Regions from separate parts of the Homo sapiens genome. Here region 2 is linked to region 1. Evidence: chromatin loops called from intact Hi-C (ENCODE). Cell type or tissue: ascending aorta. All regions are shown on one strand. Each heading gives the region's core, and the rest is flanking DNA. Links, peaks and the distances in the headings are about the cores only.

The links. Hi-C counts contacts between places; a loop is a spot of excess contacts. Peaks named below come from ENCODE experiments on the same cell type or tissue, not always from the same donor. Only the 100,000 strongest peaks of a DNase experiment are listed, where the experiment ranks them.
Region 2: a loop joins it to region 1, with 3.0 times the contacts of the local background. A loop is called at or near these places in 3 of 110 quality-filtered maps.

What each region holds. Positions count from the first base shown.
Region 1 is chr19:34,477,587-34,485,936 of GRCh38, reverse strand. It overlaps WTIP (WT1 interacting protein), which reads right to left and starts at 4,179. Exons shown (of 8, transcript NM_001080436.2): 1 at 3,296-4,179. The coding sequence starts at 3,962. RefSeq lists enhancers at 3,141-3,795, 3,796-4,451, 4,452-5,106. In ascending aorta, for the core only: no CTCF peak of the experiment used is centred there; DNase peaks (open chromatin) are centred at 3,956 and 4,306; H3K4me3 peaks cover 3,290 bases; H3K27ac peaks cover 3,123 bases.
Region 2 is chr19:34,355,065-34,363,414 of GRCh38, reverse strand. GARRE1 (granule associated Rac and RHOG effector 1) reads right to left here. Exons shown (of 14, transcript NM_014686.5): 14 at 7,849-8,350. It also overlaps a transcript of GPI not described here. Among named protein-coding and RNA genes, the nearest start is that of GPI, 6.0 kb to the left of the region's middle. RefSeq lists an enhancer at 2,889-3,495. In ascending aorta, for the core only: a CTCF peak has its summit at 4,213 (motif pointing left); a DNase peak (open chromatin) is centred at 3,984; H3K4me3 peaks cover 1,584 bases; H3K27ac peaks cover 2,344 bases.

The DNA of each region.
Region 1 (8,350 bases), core at 2,047-7,046:
GGACAGGAAGAGATGAGGGGTTGGACAGAGAGAAAAAAAGCTCTGGCCAGGCGTAGTGGCTCCCGCCTGTAATCCCAACACTGGGAAGCCAAAGAGGGAGGATCGCCTGAATCCAGAAGTTCAAGACCAGCCTGGACAACAAAGCAAGATCTCAGGTCTACAAAACATAAAAAAATGTAGCCGAGCATGGTGATGCACACCTGTGGTCTCAGCTACTCAGGAGGCTGAAGCAGGAGGATTGCTTAAGCCCAGGAGTTCAAGGCTGCAATGAGCGCTGATCTCACCACTGCACTCCAGCCTAGGTGAGAGGGTGAGACCCTGTCTCTAAAAAAAAAAAAAAATTAATTTAAAACAAAAAAGCCACACTCTGAGGACGAGGTTTATCAGAGATCACTCGAGCTTATGCTACCTGCAGATTTTCTTTTGTAAAATGCTGTATTATTCTGGTTGAACTCTATGAAACTGCCACTTTTGTAGCTCAACAAAGTCAAATATCATCAGAACCATATAGTTCAAACAAATAGTTGCCCATATTTTTTAAAATCAGGAAAGTGGGCCGGGCATGGTGGCTCACACCTGTAATCCCAGCACTTTGAGAGGCCGAGGCAGGTGGATCACCTGAGGTCAGAAACTCGAGACAAGCCTGGCCAACATGGTGAAACCTCATCTCTACTAAAAATACAAAAATTAGCCGGGCATGGCGGTACGCACCTGTAATCCCAGCTACTGGGGAGGCTGAGCCAGGAGAATCACTTGAACCCGGAGGTGGAGGCTGCAGTGAGCTGAGATCGCACCATTGCACTCCAGCCTGGGCGACAGAGCAAGACTCCGTCTCAAAAAAGTTTAAAAAAATAAAGTAAACAAAATCAGGAAAGTATTACTGAATCTCAATTTCTAGTTTTTCTTGAAAACAAAATAAAAAAGGTCTATCATCACTCCTCTAACACTCTCAGGGCGCTACAACAGCCCGATCTGAGCAGCTTTTTTTTTTTTTTTTTTTTAAAGAAAAGACAGGATCTCACTCTGTCATCCAGGCCAGAGTGCAGTGGCACGATCATAGCTCGTTGCAGCCTGGAACTCCTGGGTTCAAGTGCTCCTCCCACCTCAGCCTCCCAAAGTGCTGGGATTACAGGTGTGAGCCACCGCACCCGGCCTAGCAGCTCCTCAGAAAAAAAATGTGCCACCACACCCTACCTTCTTGTATCATCTCCACATTACCTGCCTGGGACCTCAGCCACCCCTATATCATATAAAGATTCAGGGGTGTCTACAGAACACCCCCCTCCCCCGGGCTCTGCAGTACACAGGGGCCGGGAAATGGGCACTCTCCCCTGCAGAGGGCACTGGAAAGCATGCCCTTCAAAACTCAGCCCCAGCCTCTCTTCCTGGCACCTGCCTGACACGGGAGATGACAGCTCCTGGCACATCTCCCTGCTCCCAGGCCATCCAACAGGCGCCACGAGACCTGCCCAGCCACAGAGTCTCACCATGACCTCACAGATGGGAGGCGCTCTCCATCCCAAAGCAGGCGCACCTCCTCTTAGCCCACATATGCCCTCGACCACCTGAGCCCTCTGGGCTGCAACCCCAGGGGGAAGAGCGGGGCAATCTCTCATCCCGCCTGGCCTCCTCTGCTCATTCTTCCCTCTCTCTGGAATGCCCCCACCTGGCCCCTCACTGACAGACTCCTCACCCCTCAAGATCCAGTTCAGGGCCGGGCACGGTGGCTCACGCCTGTAATCCCAACATTTTGGGAGGCTGAGGCAGGCGGATCATGAGGTCAGGAGATCAAGACCATCCTGGCCAACATGGTGAAACCCCGCCTCTACTAAAAATACAAAAATTAGCTGGGCGTGGTGGCGCATGCCTGTAATCCCAGCTACTGGGGAGGCTGAGGCAGGAGAATCGCTTGAACCAGGGAGTCGGAGGTTGCAGTGAGCCAAGATCACGCCACTGCACTCCAGCCTGGCGACAGAGCGAGATTCCGTCTCAAAAAAAAAAAAAAAAAAAAAAAAAAAAGATCCAGTTCAGGGCAGCCGTGAGCTGCTGACACCATTGAACGCTCAAAGACACAAACCCCAGGACAGCCACGGTCCCAGGCATGGTGACCATCCATCCACCAAAGCCAGGTGCTTAATACAGAAGGCGGGTTGGGAAGTTCTCGCCCCAGGCCCCACAGTATACCTCTGCCCCGCTCACAATCTCACCCCAAGAGCTGTCCCAAGAACTAGAGATCAGGGGGCCTGGGCCACACTGGGAAGTGGAGGCTGTGAGGCTGCTGGGCTTTGCAGATGCACCTGCAGCAGGATTCCTTTAGGAAACATCCTATGTCCACAGCACAGTCCGGGCGAGGGCAGCCCCGTGTGACTGGCACGGTTCCCCTCTCCCGCAAAGTGGGCTTTTCTTCCCTCACACAGTCTCCCTCTCCAGCCGCTACCATCACCAAAGCCTGGGTCAGGCGGTATCCGGTGGTACCTGGGCCACTCCATCTCCCGGTTGCTGTCCACACCCATACCGTGGCGGGGCAGACGGGGAAGCACCCCTTTCTGCTCATCACGAAGCATGAAAGGATCAGATAGAATGAGAGCACCAAACGCAAAGAAGAAAAGATCAGGCCGGGCGCACTGGCTCAAGCCTGTAATCCTAGCACCTTGGGAGGCCGAGGAGGGCGGATCGCTTGAGCCCAGGAGTTTAAGACCAGCCTGGGCAACATAGGGAGACTCTGTCTCTACAAAAAAAAAAAAAAAAAAAAAGTAAGAAGAAGAAAAGCTGGGCATGGTGGTGTGCACCTGTAGTCCCAGCTTCTCGGGAGGCTGAGGCGAGAGGATCGCTTCAGCTTGAGAGGCGACGGCTACAGTAAGCCGAGGACGCGCCGCTGCACTCCAGTCTCGGCGACAGAGGAAGACCCTGTCTCAAAAAAAAAAAAAAAAGAAGAAAGAAAAAAAAAAAAGAAGAAAGAAGAAAAAATTATCAGAAAATGGCTCAGTGTGCCCATGAACCTGACTTGCCTGTTAAGTTAGGAACCGCACATCAACTCACTCGGCCAGAACCCCTCGTGTGTCGGGGGACCCAGAGGCAGGGGTGAAGCCGCTGCTGGGGATCCAGGCGCACTCACTCACCCTTTGCGCTCCCCAGTCCCCAGGGGATGCACCTTCCTCGTCCCAACCCCGTGCACTGCTGCACCCCCAGCCAGCCCCGTGCTCTCCTCCGCTGATCCGGCCGCCTACCCGAGGCAGTCTCGGAACCCCGGACCCCAGCCATGCGCGCAGGGAACTGCCGGGCCGAGCGAGCTCACCGAAGTAGTCCCGCGCCGTGCGCGCCTCGAGCGCCCGCTCCAGCTCCCGGGTGAGCGCCTCCAGCCGCCGCTCGGCCGCGCTTGGGCCGCCCTCCCGGCCAGGGGGCAGCGGGAGTGCAGGCAGCGGGAAGGGAGCCGGCCCCGCAGGCTCCGGGGAGCGAGCGGGCGCGGGGCAGGCGCCGGGCGGGAGGAAGTCAGCGTAGGCGCCGGCCGAGCCCCGGGAGCCGAGGCTGGAAACGCTGGAGCGGGCGCTGCCCACCGAAGGCGGCCCGGGACCGGGACGCGGGTCCGAGCGACCGGAGCGCGGGCTGCCGTGGCGCTGGTCGTAGCCCAGGCTGATGCCGCTGGATCGGGCGCTGCCGCCACCGCCGCCGCCGTCGGACCCCGCCAGGCTGGCCCGTGGGCTGCCCGCAGGCTGCGCGCTGAGCTCCGGAACCGCCGCGCGCCGGGGACCCCGCTCCCCGCGGCTCAGTCCGTCCGCCCCGGCCTCGGGGCCGCCGCTGCCCTTCCCTCTGCGGCCCAGCGCGGGCGCCGCCTCGTCTCCAGGCCCAGGCCGCGGCCCCCGCCGCCCCCGACCGGGAGAGCCGCACCCGGGCTCCAGCTCCCGCAGGGCCAGCCCGGCCAGGAGTAGGGCCGCCTCGTCCGCGCCCGCCCTGGAGCGCTGCATGGCCCGGCCCGCCGGCCCTGGCGCGTCACCTCCGCCTCCGCTTCCCGCCGCCGCTCCGGCCGGGCCGCCGCATCGTCCGCCCGAAGCCCGGAGCCCGCCCCGGGACCCCTGGGCGCGGGGCGGGGCGGGGCCGGCGCCGGGCCGGGGTCGTTCCGGCGGCCACGCGCGGGCCGGGGGACGCGGCGCCCTGCTCGGCGGCGCGCGCGGCGGAGGAATGTAAGCTCCCAGGCGCCGGGCCGCGCCCCCTCCTCGCCGCGGCCTCGCGCGGGGCGGAGGGACTCCTTTGCGGGGGCAGGAATGCGAGGAAGGAGACGGCGCTGCGGCCTCTGGAATGTGGGGGGAGTGGCGGCGGCCGCGCTGCGCCGGGACCTCGGAGGGGCGTGGAGGCCGGGCCAGGACGCAGGGGCGGGCGGCGGAGGCACCGCGGGGAGAGCCCAGGGTCTGCGGGGCGCCCGGGCCGTCGGGCCGCTGGGAAGAGCTCGGATTTCCGCAGGCTGAGCTGGAGGCAGCTGGCGCCATCCGGGCCGGAGAGATCCAAGCAGTCGACAGCTTTCCCCACATCCCGCCCCATCTCCCTTCCCTGCGCCGCCTTGCTCTCCGGCGCTGCAGGGCCGACCCAGCTCAGCTTGGAACCCACGGCGCTTCGCCCGTCCCGCGCCCAGGAATACTGTGCGCCTAGCGCAGATGCGTCCCCACGACCCCCTGCCTGGCCCGGGGCCATGTGGCCGCGCACCGGCCTCTGAAGCCCCCATCTGACTGCTGGGGAAGGCGCCCAGAACTAGGAGCGGGTTGGTTGGGGACTGGTCCTCGCGCTGGGTCGCTTCGCCCAGGCCCCCAAGGCCAGGCTAGAAGCAGGCCTCAGGCTCAGAGCCGGTGGGCGGCGAGCCTCCCCTGTGGCCATCACAGGCAGTCCCCGTGAAATATGGGGACTCCTCCCTTTTCCAGCACCTGCATCCAGGGTGGTGGGTGAGGCTTCGAGGGGAGGTCCTGGAACCAGCGGGGCCATAGGGGCCACATAGGTGGGGAATCGAGAGGTGACTAGGGCTTCGTGCCCAAGGACACAACTAAAATCCCTTGTACAAGTCACACGGCTATAGGGAAGAAAACCAAACCGTTATCTGTCAGGGCCTGATGGATCCAAGAAAAGTGTTGCGTGAGAGAGTACTGTTTTCCAGGCCCTCTCTGCTCAGAGATTTTCGGGAAGGCGCCTACAGTGGCTCAGCGCGCAGGGAGCCCGCACGGGAACTGTCCCGGCCAGACCGCCCAGGGCAGTGTGGCCTCAACACCACTGAGCACCCGCTGGGGCCGCTAACCCCAGCACCTTCCCATAGCCTGCGGAGTTCCAGCCCCTGCCCCACCAGGGTAGGGGAAGTGGAAGCAAGCATTTCGTGTGCGCGGAGGGTGGGGGAGTTGCGCTGTTTTGTTTTTTTCAGACAAGGTGTCGCTCTGTCCCCCAGGCTGGAGTACAGTGGTGTGATCACAGCTCACAGTGATCACACACACCCCAGAGTCTCAACCTCCTGGGCTCAAGCAATCCTCCCACCTCGGACTCCTGAGTACGTAGGAGTACAGGCGCACACCACCACACAAAACGCTGAGATTACAGGCATGAGACTCCGTGCGGGGTCTAGAAGCCAGCATTTGGGAGAGCAAATACCCAGGGAAGCCAGGACATGAAAAATGGTCTACCTTTCAAATGAGAAAGGAAAAGCCAGTTCAGTCATATCACATTTCATGGACTGCATTATCTACTATTTAAAAATTACAATATTGGCAGGACTGTGGTGAAACAGTTGCACATATGCTACTGGTATGAGTGCAAATTGGGATATCCTTTTGGGAAGAGCAGTTTGGCGGTGTCAACATCCGCACAAACGAACACGAAACTTAGAAGCAGTAATACTGCTGCTAAACATCTATTCAAGGGAAGTTATCAAAAATGCAGACAATAATCCAATCACAACCGTGTCGTATAATCCCAACATCATTTAGGTAATCTACAGCGGTCCCCAACCTTTTTGGCACCAGGGACTGGTTTTGTGGAAGACAATTTTTCCACAGACAGGGATGGGGAGGGTGGGAATGGCTTCAGGATGATTCAAGGGCATTATATTTATTGTGCACTTTATTTCTATTATTATTACATTGTAATATATAATGAAATAATTATACAACTCACTATACCATAGAAAGAGTGGGAGCCCTGTGCTTGTTTTCCTGCAACTAGACGGTCCCATCTGGGGGTGATGGGAGACAGTGACAGATCATCAGGCATTAGATTCTCATAAGGAGCACACAGCCTAGGTCCTTCGCATGCGCAGTTCACAATAGGCTTCGTGCTTCTGTGAGAATCGTGGTGGGACTCAGGTGGTAATGCTCCCTCGCCTCTGCTCACCTCCTGCTGTGTGGCCCAGTTCCTAACAGGCGGTGGTATACTGGTCTGTGGCCCAGGGGTTGGGGACCCCTGATCTATTCTGTCCTAGGATCTCCAGCCTTCTGAAAAGATGCTCAAAGGGAGCTCTCTGCATTTAAAGGCAGCTGTTGGGCTGAGTGTGATGTAATCCCAGTGCTTTGAGAGGCCAGTATGGGAGGATTGCTTAAGGCCAAGAGTTCAAGACCAGTCTGGGAAACATAGTGAGATTCCATCCCTACAAAACATTAAAAATTAGCTGCCAATGGTGGCACATGCCTGTAGTCCCAGGTATTTTGGGAATCTAAGGCGGGAGGATGCTTGAGCCCAGGAGGTCAAGGCTACAGTGAGCAGTGAGGGCACCACTGCACTTCAGCCTAGACAACAGAACGAGATTCATCTCTACAATAAAAAACAAAAAATTAAACTGGCGCGGTGACGGGCACTTGTAGTTCAGCTGTTCGGGAGACAGAGGCGGGAGGATTACTTGAGCCCAGGAGTCTGAGGTTACAGTGAGCTATAACTGTGCCACCACACTCTAGCCTGGGTGACAGAGCAAGACCCTGTCTCTACAAAAACAATAAAGTCAAGTATTTAATAACTGTTCTGGCTGGGCACGGTGGCTCACTCCTGTAATCCCAGAACACTGGGAGGCTGAGACGGGCGGATCACTTGAGCTCAGGAGTTTGAGACCAGCCTGGCCAACATAGCGAAACCCTGTCTCTATTAAAATACAAATACAAAAATTAGCTGGGTGTAGTCGTGCACGCCTGTAATCCCAGCTACTTGGGAGGCTGAGGCACAAGAATCGCTTGAACCCAGGAGGCAGAGGTTGCAGTGAGCCAAGATGACACCACTGCATTCCAGCCTGGGTGACACAGCAATACCCTGCCTCCAGAATAATAATAATAATAATAATAATAATAATAATAATAATAATAATAATAACAACTGTTCTTTCCCCACCTGCCCACTTAGAGCTTTCAAGATTTAAACTATATTCACATCCAGGGTCAGCTAAAACCTATTACTTGCTCTACTAGTAATAAATGACAACTACAAAACCCAGAAACAACCTAAAATGTTTGATATTTACCATTAGAATAGTTTAAGTACATCCTTGAAGTGGGAAATACATTAAGCAGTTATATTCAAAAGATTTAATGAATGGCTTGGGAATCAGACTATTGTGATGTTAGGTGGATTTGAAGTAGTCTGCAGAATTGTGGGGTCTCATCTCTACATTACCCAAATGTCCCCCTGACCCCATCTTCTATCTCCTCACTCCAGGGGTATTGAGTGATCTCAACAGACTGGCTCCTTCTGTCTGAGATGCACAGTCCAGGAGAAGGATGGGGATGGGGCTCTCTCAAGGGATTTAAAGCACTGTCCATGGACTCAATGTCCAGCCCCCACTGATTCCCCCTCTGTCCTCCCCTGTTGCAGGAATGTTCTTTGTGTTCACCTCTCTCTGGGCATTTTCCTCCTGAGTCCAGTGGTGTGCTGGTAAATGTCTAACAACCAGCTCTCTGGGGAGGAATTTGTATAAATCAGGAGCCCTGATGTGTAGCATTTGCCAATTACCATGGTATAAATACTCCCAGCATGGCCAATTTCAAGCTATAAAGATGGGGCCACTGAACTGAGCTGGAAAGAAATGGGTATAACCAGTTCTTGCAAGCTGGGATAAGCTGGCTCCACACACCGCTGCCTGAGTCCCACTGTTCCAAAGGAGGGGTTTCACTACACTGTGGCTTCCAGTTTATCATCCTCTCAAGTTAACTGGTCTTCCCTTTGTTAAGCAAAGACACACTTGGAGGCCAGAACAGGACATGTTCAATCTAGTCTTGCACCATGTCCTGAACCATCATCATCATCATCTTCCCAGAACCCAGGAGCTGACCCTACCCAGACTCTGTCCACGCCATGGTGATTTTTTGTTTGTTTTTTGTTTTGAGACGGAGTTTCATTCTTGTTG
Region 2 (8,350 bases), core at 2,115-7,114, 120 kb after region 1:
TCTCAGTAGCCACTGCCCCATTATCACTTACCCTGTGATTCCTCAGATGACTCTAGCCCAATAGTAACCACTGACTCCCTCTGACTCCTCCTTCTTTTTTTTTTTTTGAGACAGGGTCTCACTCTGTCACACCCAGGTTGGAGTGCAGTGACACGATCTTGTCTCACTACAGCCTCTGCCTCCCAGGCTCAAGCGATCTTTTCAACTCACCCTTCTGAGTAGCCAGGACTACAGGTGTGCACCACCATGCCCAGCTAATTTTTTCCTTGTAGAGACAAGCTTTGTTATTTTTTGTACAGACGAGGTTTCATCATGTTGCTCAGGCTAGTCTCGAATCCTTGGGTGCAAGTGATCTGCCTGCCTTGGCTTCCCAAAGTGCTGGGATTACAGGCATGCAGCACTGCACCTGCAAACTGAGACTGCCTTTTTCTAGTAGGTTATTTTGGTGACCAGATGGACGGCTGTTGTTCTTTGTCTAAAACCATCCTCTCCCACCCGTGTTTCTACCCCTGCCTGAATCCATCAGAGATGAGCACATAACTTATGCCAGCTAAACAGGGTCCTTTTCCAGGGCCCTGCAGCCAGCAGCAGAAAGTCTCTGCTTTTTATGGTGTTAAGCTGCCTGTCAGAAAGGACAGACCTGAGCTCTAGCCCCTGGTCTTGAGGAAAATAACGAAGAGAATGATCCCCACAGAGATGTCAGAGTGAATCTCACAGTGCCCAGGTTCCTGGGGCCAGGCCACCTCTACCTGCAGCTAGAATGTAAACCAACGATTCCCTTTAGTGTCTGTTTGGAGTTCAGTTGTCATTCACAACTCCAAGTCTTTCCAAAGATGTTACGGGTGTTCACCTTTCCACTGCCACAGTCTTGTCCAGTGTCCTCTCCCGACCACCAGGAACCCTAGAAACAGCTTTGGGTATTGCGAAAGAGGCAGGAGGTGAGGCCTCTGATGATTGCCATTTCAAAGGTTTCCCCTGCCTTTTAATCTTCCATAATGTACACCTCTGCAACTTGGCCTCTGTGATTCCCAGAAGCTTCAACTATTCCAGATTTCACATTTACTTTGAAACTCCAGTTACATGGATTTTCTTTTTTTCTTCTTTTTTTTTGAGATGAAGTTTCACTCTTGTTGCCCAGGCTAGAGTGCAATGGCACGATGTTGGCTCACTGCAACCTCTGCTTCCCTGCAACCTCCACCTCCCAGGTTCAAGCAATTCTCTTGCCTCAGCCTCCCTAGTAGCTGGGGTTACAGGCACCCGCCACCTCACCAGGCTAATTTTTTTTTTTTTTTTTTTTTTTTGAGATGGAGTCTCCCTCTATCACCAGGCCAGAGTGCAGTGGCACCATCTCGGCTCACTGCAACCTCCGACTCCCTGGTTCAAGCAATTCTCCTGCTTCAGCCTCCCGAGTAGCTGAGATTACAGGCATGCAACACTACGTCCAGCTAATTTTTGTATTTTTAGTAGAGTTGGGGTTTCACTGTGTTGACCAGGATGGTCTCGATCTCCTGACCTCGTGATCCGTCTGCCTCAGCCTCCCAAAGTGCTGGGATTACAGGCGTGAGCCACTGCACCCGGCCTAATTTTTGTATTTTTAGTAGAGATGGGGTTTCACCATGTTGGCCAGGGTAGTCTCGAACTCCTGACCTAAGGTAATCCACCCACCTCGGCTTCCCAAAGTGCTGGGATTACAGGCATGCAACACCGCGCCCAGCCTGGATTTTCTATGTTAGCAGGAAACTAGGTTCCTATCTGGTGGGCCATAAATCACAGTGGCTACAGGGAGAAAGCACAGAAAAGTAAGAAGAAAAGTCTAATCCAAAGCCATTTTGGATTAGAAAGTACTAATCCAAAGCCATTCATCATCATACTACAAAACTACCAACACGGCCACTACTCCAGCCAGGTTTACTACGTGCACAGCTCCATGCTAAATCCTTTCCATGTATCCCTCATGGCAGTCCTATGAAGGATACCCTGTTGTCCTCCCCATTTAACAGAGAGGTTAAGAAATGTGAAATGAGGCCGGGCACGGTGGCTCACGCCTGTAATCCCAGTACTTTTGGAGGCTGAGGTGGGTGGATCACGAGTTCAGGAGTTCGAGACCAGCCTGAGCAACATGGTGAAACCCCCGTCTCTACTAAAAATACAAAAAAATTAGCTGGACGTGGTGGCGGGCACCTGTAATCCCAGCTACTTGAGAGGCTGAGGCAAGAGAATGGAGTGAACCCAGGAGGCAGAGCTTACAGTGAGCTGAATCATGCCACTGCACTCCAGCCTGGGCGACAGAGCGAGACTCTGTCTCAAAAAAAAAGGAAAGAAAGAAATGTGAAACAAGGCCGGGTGCAGTGACTCACACCTGTAATCCCAACACTTTGGGAGGCCGAGGCAGGTGGATCACTTGAAGCCAGGAGTTTGAGACCAGTCTGGCCACCATGGTGAAACCCTGTCTCTACTAAAATTACAAAAATTAGCCAGGCGTGGTGGCGGACACCTGTAATCCCAGTTACTGGGGAGGCTGAGGCAGGAGAATCACTTGAACCCGGGTGGCAGAGGTTGCAGCGAGCCAAGATCATGCCACTGCACTCCGGCCTGGGTCACAGAGTGACACCCTGTCTCCAAAAAAATAGAAAGAAAGAAATATGAAACAAGCCACTCTGCTCTTAACTAGAGAATCAACCCAGGCTGCCTGGTTCCTTCCTGAGACCTGTGCTCCTGCCAGTTCCTCTTCAGTCCTAGGAAAAAGGTGGAGGGAAAGTGGAGGAGCAGGCAATCCCTTTCTCCACTCCTCATCATCCCAGTTATGTCTTATTAGTTGAAACAGTGTCTCGCTCTGTCACCCAGGCTGGAGTGCGGTGGCATGACCATAGCTCACTGCAGCCTTGAACTCTGGGCTCAAGCGATTCTCTCACCTCGGTCTCCTGAGTAGCTAGAACTACAGGCATGACCACCCCGTCCCGGCTAATTTTCTTATTATTATTATTTGTAGAGACTGAGTTGCACTGTGTTGCCCAGGCTGGTCTCAAATTCCTGGCTTCAAGAGATCTTCCTGCCTCAGCCTCCCAAACTGTTGGGATTACAGGTATGCGTCACTGTGCCTGGCCATAAGGTCATTTTATATTCTGTTGTCTATCACCATCAGTACAATCACTACCATATGCTGAGCCAAGTCCTGCCGATCGCAGAGCTTAGGGCTCAGAATCCCCAGGATCCTGGGGGGTAGTGAAGCTGGGAGGGGTCATGCCCCCAGGCCAGGGACTGACCAAGGAGAATCGAAAGGAAACCTAGCCCAGAAATTCCAAGAGAACATGCTGCAGAGCCGGACACCTTCACGTGCCCCCAGCAAGATGATGTGGCCCTGAGAGAGGAGCGGACCAGAGGGTACACCTGACAGCAGAGGCAAGTTAGGAAGTCCGGGGACAGTCCTAACTCTGGATAGCAAAGATTTAATTTCAAGCATAAGGCAGCCCTGGAAAAGCAATTGACTGCCACTGAGTATTGATGAAGCTAGCACTTACTGCAGGCTGTGGCGGGCACAGTTCCAAACAAGAGCCCCGTTCTAAAGATGGGGAAACTGAGGTATCGGCATTTAGACATCACAGACCTTACTTCAGGGCCGCTGGACAGGGGTCAGGCAGGCCCTGGAGCACAGGTGGCCATGGGAGTGAAGGCAGAGGGACTGGGGCAGAGGACTGGTGGGGTGGTCAGTTCTGGGGCCTGAGCTGAAGAAGTCGGGAGCGGGGCGTGGCGTGGCGTTTCCACGCCCATGGATTTTAGACAGCTGTTCCGGGGGAGGAGGCGAGCCCACCGAGGATGCTGAGTCATGTTGACCGGCGAAGGCGAGGGGACCACGCCTCTGGAGCTACCGGGGTTGGCTCATCGCCTCCGGGGAGGCCACGGAGCAGGTGTAGGCGGGGTTGAGCGCAGGCGCGGATGGGGCGGGGGTAATGCGCACGCGTGTGCGTGTGGGCCAGCACGTCCGGGTGGTCAGGACGCGCGCTTGTGCGCATGTCCCCGCGCAGGGTCGGGCGCTGGGGTGTGGAGACTGAACCTTGCAGACACCCGGGTCCGCACGTCTGGGATGGACGTGGTGAGTGCACGTGCGCACGCGCTGCGTAGGGGCGGCTGCGCTCATGCGCACATCGGGAGTGGTGCTTGGAGAGGCCACCTACTCACCGCGCCCCCAAGAGGCCGGGGGTTTGTCCCTGGTGTTGGCCCTACCCTGCGCGATCCAGTCTTGTCGTTTCGGGGCTTCATTACCAGAGCCCCGTGAATCCTTTGCTAGATGCTTAAAAACATTTTCCCCATTGTACATAGCTGTTTCCACGAGAATAAAAAGCTTTACATTTATTTGAGGCCTGCTTGGGCCTATCCGCAGCTCCACCGTAGTGCTAATCCCCTCCCAGTCCTGGAACAGCCCAGATGATGTATTTAATAGTATTCTTTTAGCCCAACGCGAGAATGTTTTCGTCTGGTTGTTTTTGTTTTTCGTTTTTAGAGACAGTCTCGCTATATTACCCAGGCTGGAGTGCAGTGTCAAGATCTCGACTCACTGCAGCCTTGAACTCCTGGGCTCAAGTGATCCTCCCACAGTGCTGGGATTACAGGCGTGAGCCACCGCACCCGGCCTCTAGTTCTGTCTTTTTGCTCAGTATTAGAATTCGTAAGTTCTGGCCCCAGCAACTCGTCCTTTCATCTGTCTCAAGTTGCACTGTGGTGGTCACAGGAGCTGTCCTGCACCTTGCACATGTGGCCATGAACAAGACTCGCTCCTTGCTCTCATGGGGCCTTCATTCCAGTGAGACACAAATGCAAACACAAAATTCCAGAAGAGTGCTGAGTGCTATCATGAGAAACGAAGACAGGCTGGAAGATGGGCTCTGACCCCAGAAAACCGATGGAGAGGCCCAAGCAGCCTTGGGAGCAACAGGCAAGTTGGAGGACACACGGCAAGGCTACTTGGAAGTAGGGGAGGGTGCATGGGAAACCCTGAGGCTGTGGGGGGAGAGGCAGGAGCCAGGTGAAGTCCAGGTAGATGGCAGTGGAGATGTAAGAACATGGTGGAATTTTTTTGTTTTTGAGACGGAGTCTTGCTCTGTCCCCCAGGGTGGAGTGCAATGGTGAGATCTCAACTCACTGCAACTTCCGCCTCCCAGGTTCAAGCGATTCTCTGGGATTATAGGCACCTGCCACCATGCCCAGCTAATTTTTGTATTTTTTAGTAGAGATGGGTTTTCACCATGTTGGTCAGGCTAGTCTCGAACTCCTGACCGCGGGTGATCCGCCCGCCTCAGCTTCCCAAAGTGCTGGGATTACAGGCGTGAGCCACCGCGCCTGGCCAGAACATGGTGGAATTTGAGTGTGCTTGGGAATACACTTATAGGACTTGCTGATTAGTTGAATGAGGAAATAAAAGAACGAAGAATATCTTCTGGGATTTCAGCCTGAGCAACTGGGTTGCTGGTGGATGGTGGTTCTCTTATCAAGGATGGGAAAGATGGGTTGTCTCCCCTAAAATACTGAGTTTTAAAGGCAGGGACTGTATCTTTGCAGTCCTGGCTCCTAGCAAGGGCCTAGCCCTTATATGACATTCGTGAATGTTGAAATGAATGTGACACGCCTGAAACAATCCTTCTCCCTCACCTAGGCCCACATCTCCAAGTCAATATTCCAGTACAAGCCACATCCAGTCCCCTCACTGACACACACAGGCCTGGGCCCAGGAGCTCACCCCTGTGCTGTAAGGCTAGGTGCATGTGTTATTTCCAGAGTCTACCCTTGGAGGTGCCTCAGACTCCTGGGTACCTGTCGCTGGGAGGTAGCCAGTCATGCTGTCCACATACATGCTTTTGGGCAGTAGAGAAGCTGATCATTGGGAAGGTTTATTTCCTGTCTCCACAACAGGAGGCAGGTCACAGCAGTGGCCACACAGTGCACAAAAGGCCATCCCCTCACAGCCGCATGGTTGGCATGCAGCATCTCAGCCTCCAAACTGGAAGCCCCCTATCCAAGGAGCCCCCAGGTGGGAGAGGAAGGTCACAAGCCTCCCAAGTACCTCAAGATGCCTGCGCATCCTCCCCCATTTCTCAGATGGGCCAAGGCCTGTGAAGCCCTTGCAGTAGTAGCTCAGGTGTAGCATCTGCTCAGCTTCCCTCCCCACTCATTTGCACACAGCCAGAGCTGCGGGACTTCTGCCCTCTGGCCTCCAGCACTGCTGTGAATCAGAACTAGTCAAGAGAACTGGGTGCTTGTGTTAAATGGGAACACTCTGGAATAAAATATGGGCTTTTTTAAAGAGATGGGGTCTCACTATGTTGCCCAGGCTGGTCTTGAACTCCTGGCCTCAAGCAATCCTCCCAGGTCAGCCTCCCAAATTGCTGGGATTACAGGCGTGAGCCAGCACACCCAGCCCCTGCTAGCTTTTTAATATGAACTTCCAGTGTATTCTTGAGCACTCTCAGGCAACATGGCCGTTACCGAGCAACTTTGTCCTGAGGTGCATTTGGAAGGCTCTGGGACTTGGTCCCCATGCTCAACTTCAGGGCACCTTGGCAGAAAGAAGAGTGGTTCCTACACCAGCAGCTTATATATTAATGCCCACATTACTCCATTTTCTTCAGGTCGTCAAAAAAGGTTCCACTGAGGTGCTGTCTTTCTGTAAATGAAAATGAGCTGAAATGCTCCTGTGACCTGCCCTCCATTTGTGGGTCTCATGATACTATCTTTCTTCTGCTTAACACGATGGCATCATCCAGTGAGACAGGTCCTGTTTTTGTTTTTTTCTTTTTTTCTTTTTCTTTTTTGAGACAGAGTCTCACTCTGTTGCCCAGGCTGGAGTGCAGTGGAGCAGTCTTGGCTCACTGCAACCTCTGCCTCCCGGGTGCAAGCAGTTCTCCTGCCTCAGCCTTCCAAGCAGCTGGGATTACAGGTACCTGCGACCATACCACCTAATTTTTTGTATTTTTAGTAGAGATGGGGTTTCGCCATGTTGGGCAGGCTGGTCTTGAACTCCTGACCTCATGATCTACTGTCTCAGCCTCTCAAAGTGGTGGGATTATAGGCGTGAGCCACAGTGCCTGGCTTTTTTTTTTTTTTGGAGACAGCCCCATCGTTCTGTCGCCAGGCTGGAGTGCAGTGGTGCGATCTCGGCTCACTGCAACCTCTGACTTCCTGGTTCAAGCGATTCTTCTGCCTAAGCCTCCTGAGTAGCTGGGATTACAGGCACACGCCACCATGCCCGACTAATTTTTGTATTCTTAGTAGAGATGGGGTTTCACCATGTTGGCCAGGATGGTCTCGATCTCCCGGCCTTGTGGTCCACCTGCCTCAGCCACCTACAGTTCTGGGATTACAGGTGTGAGCCACTGCGGCCGGCAGAGACAGGTCCTTCTTATCCCTGTAAGGCACAGTATCTCTGCCATAGATTGGGTCCCTGGTTTGGGAAGAGGGTAAAACAAGCCCTCATTCTTGGGTCTCGTCATTGGACAAGCTGGCTGGGCAAGTCACAGCATCCACATTTGGTGGAACATGGGTGTTGGTAGACCCCAACCCAGAGAGCTTGCACCCTTGCAGAGGACGTCTCCTTCACTACTGCACTGGCTCCCCCTGCACAGGGGCCTAAACCAGCTTGGGCCTTAGGGAAGCCAATAGGGGAGGCGTAGCTGCTTGTTCTCCCTCCTGCCCATCCACTTCAGCTCACCGTAATATCCCAAGTGGTCTTCCCCTTGCTAGAATCAGAGGACAGGCTGACCTAAAAACCAACTCAGTATGCAGCTTTTCAAAGCAATGAGTCAGGCAGGGCTTTTGACATAATGTCCTCTGCAGTTCATTTTAAACAAGGATACAAAGTATTATTAAATGTATATTTTTAATAAAGCCAATAGTTATTTTACTTATAGGAGCTTTAAAAGATACAAAATGTAGAGTTCCAGTTTGGAAGCATTGTAACTATACACACAATGTCCTGCTGATGCCCTAGCAAGGCACCCACGCCCAACCATGCAAAGGACACACACGTTCACACATGCACACACATGCGCTTTGGCGAGACCCCTCTGCCAAGCGCAGCACCTGGAATTACCAGTGTTCAGAGCAAGGCGGTGCCGGGAACACAGCACCTACATGGAGACCACACAAACGGCTTCACACAGTCTCACAGCCCATGGAGATGCAATTAGAAAATGTCTTCCTTAATAGAGAAAAACAAACTGGAAAGTGACAATTAGTGACGTCACCTGTGCTGGAGCATCAAGGATTGACCTCTGTCCAAGGTGAGGCCTTTGGAGAGGCACTATTAAAACATGAGTACTTCAGTATAATGGAACTCGAAATACAGGGTACTGTGGACACA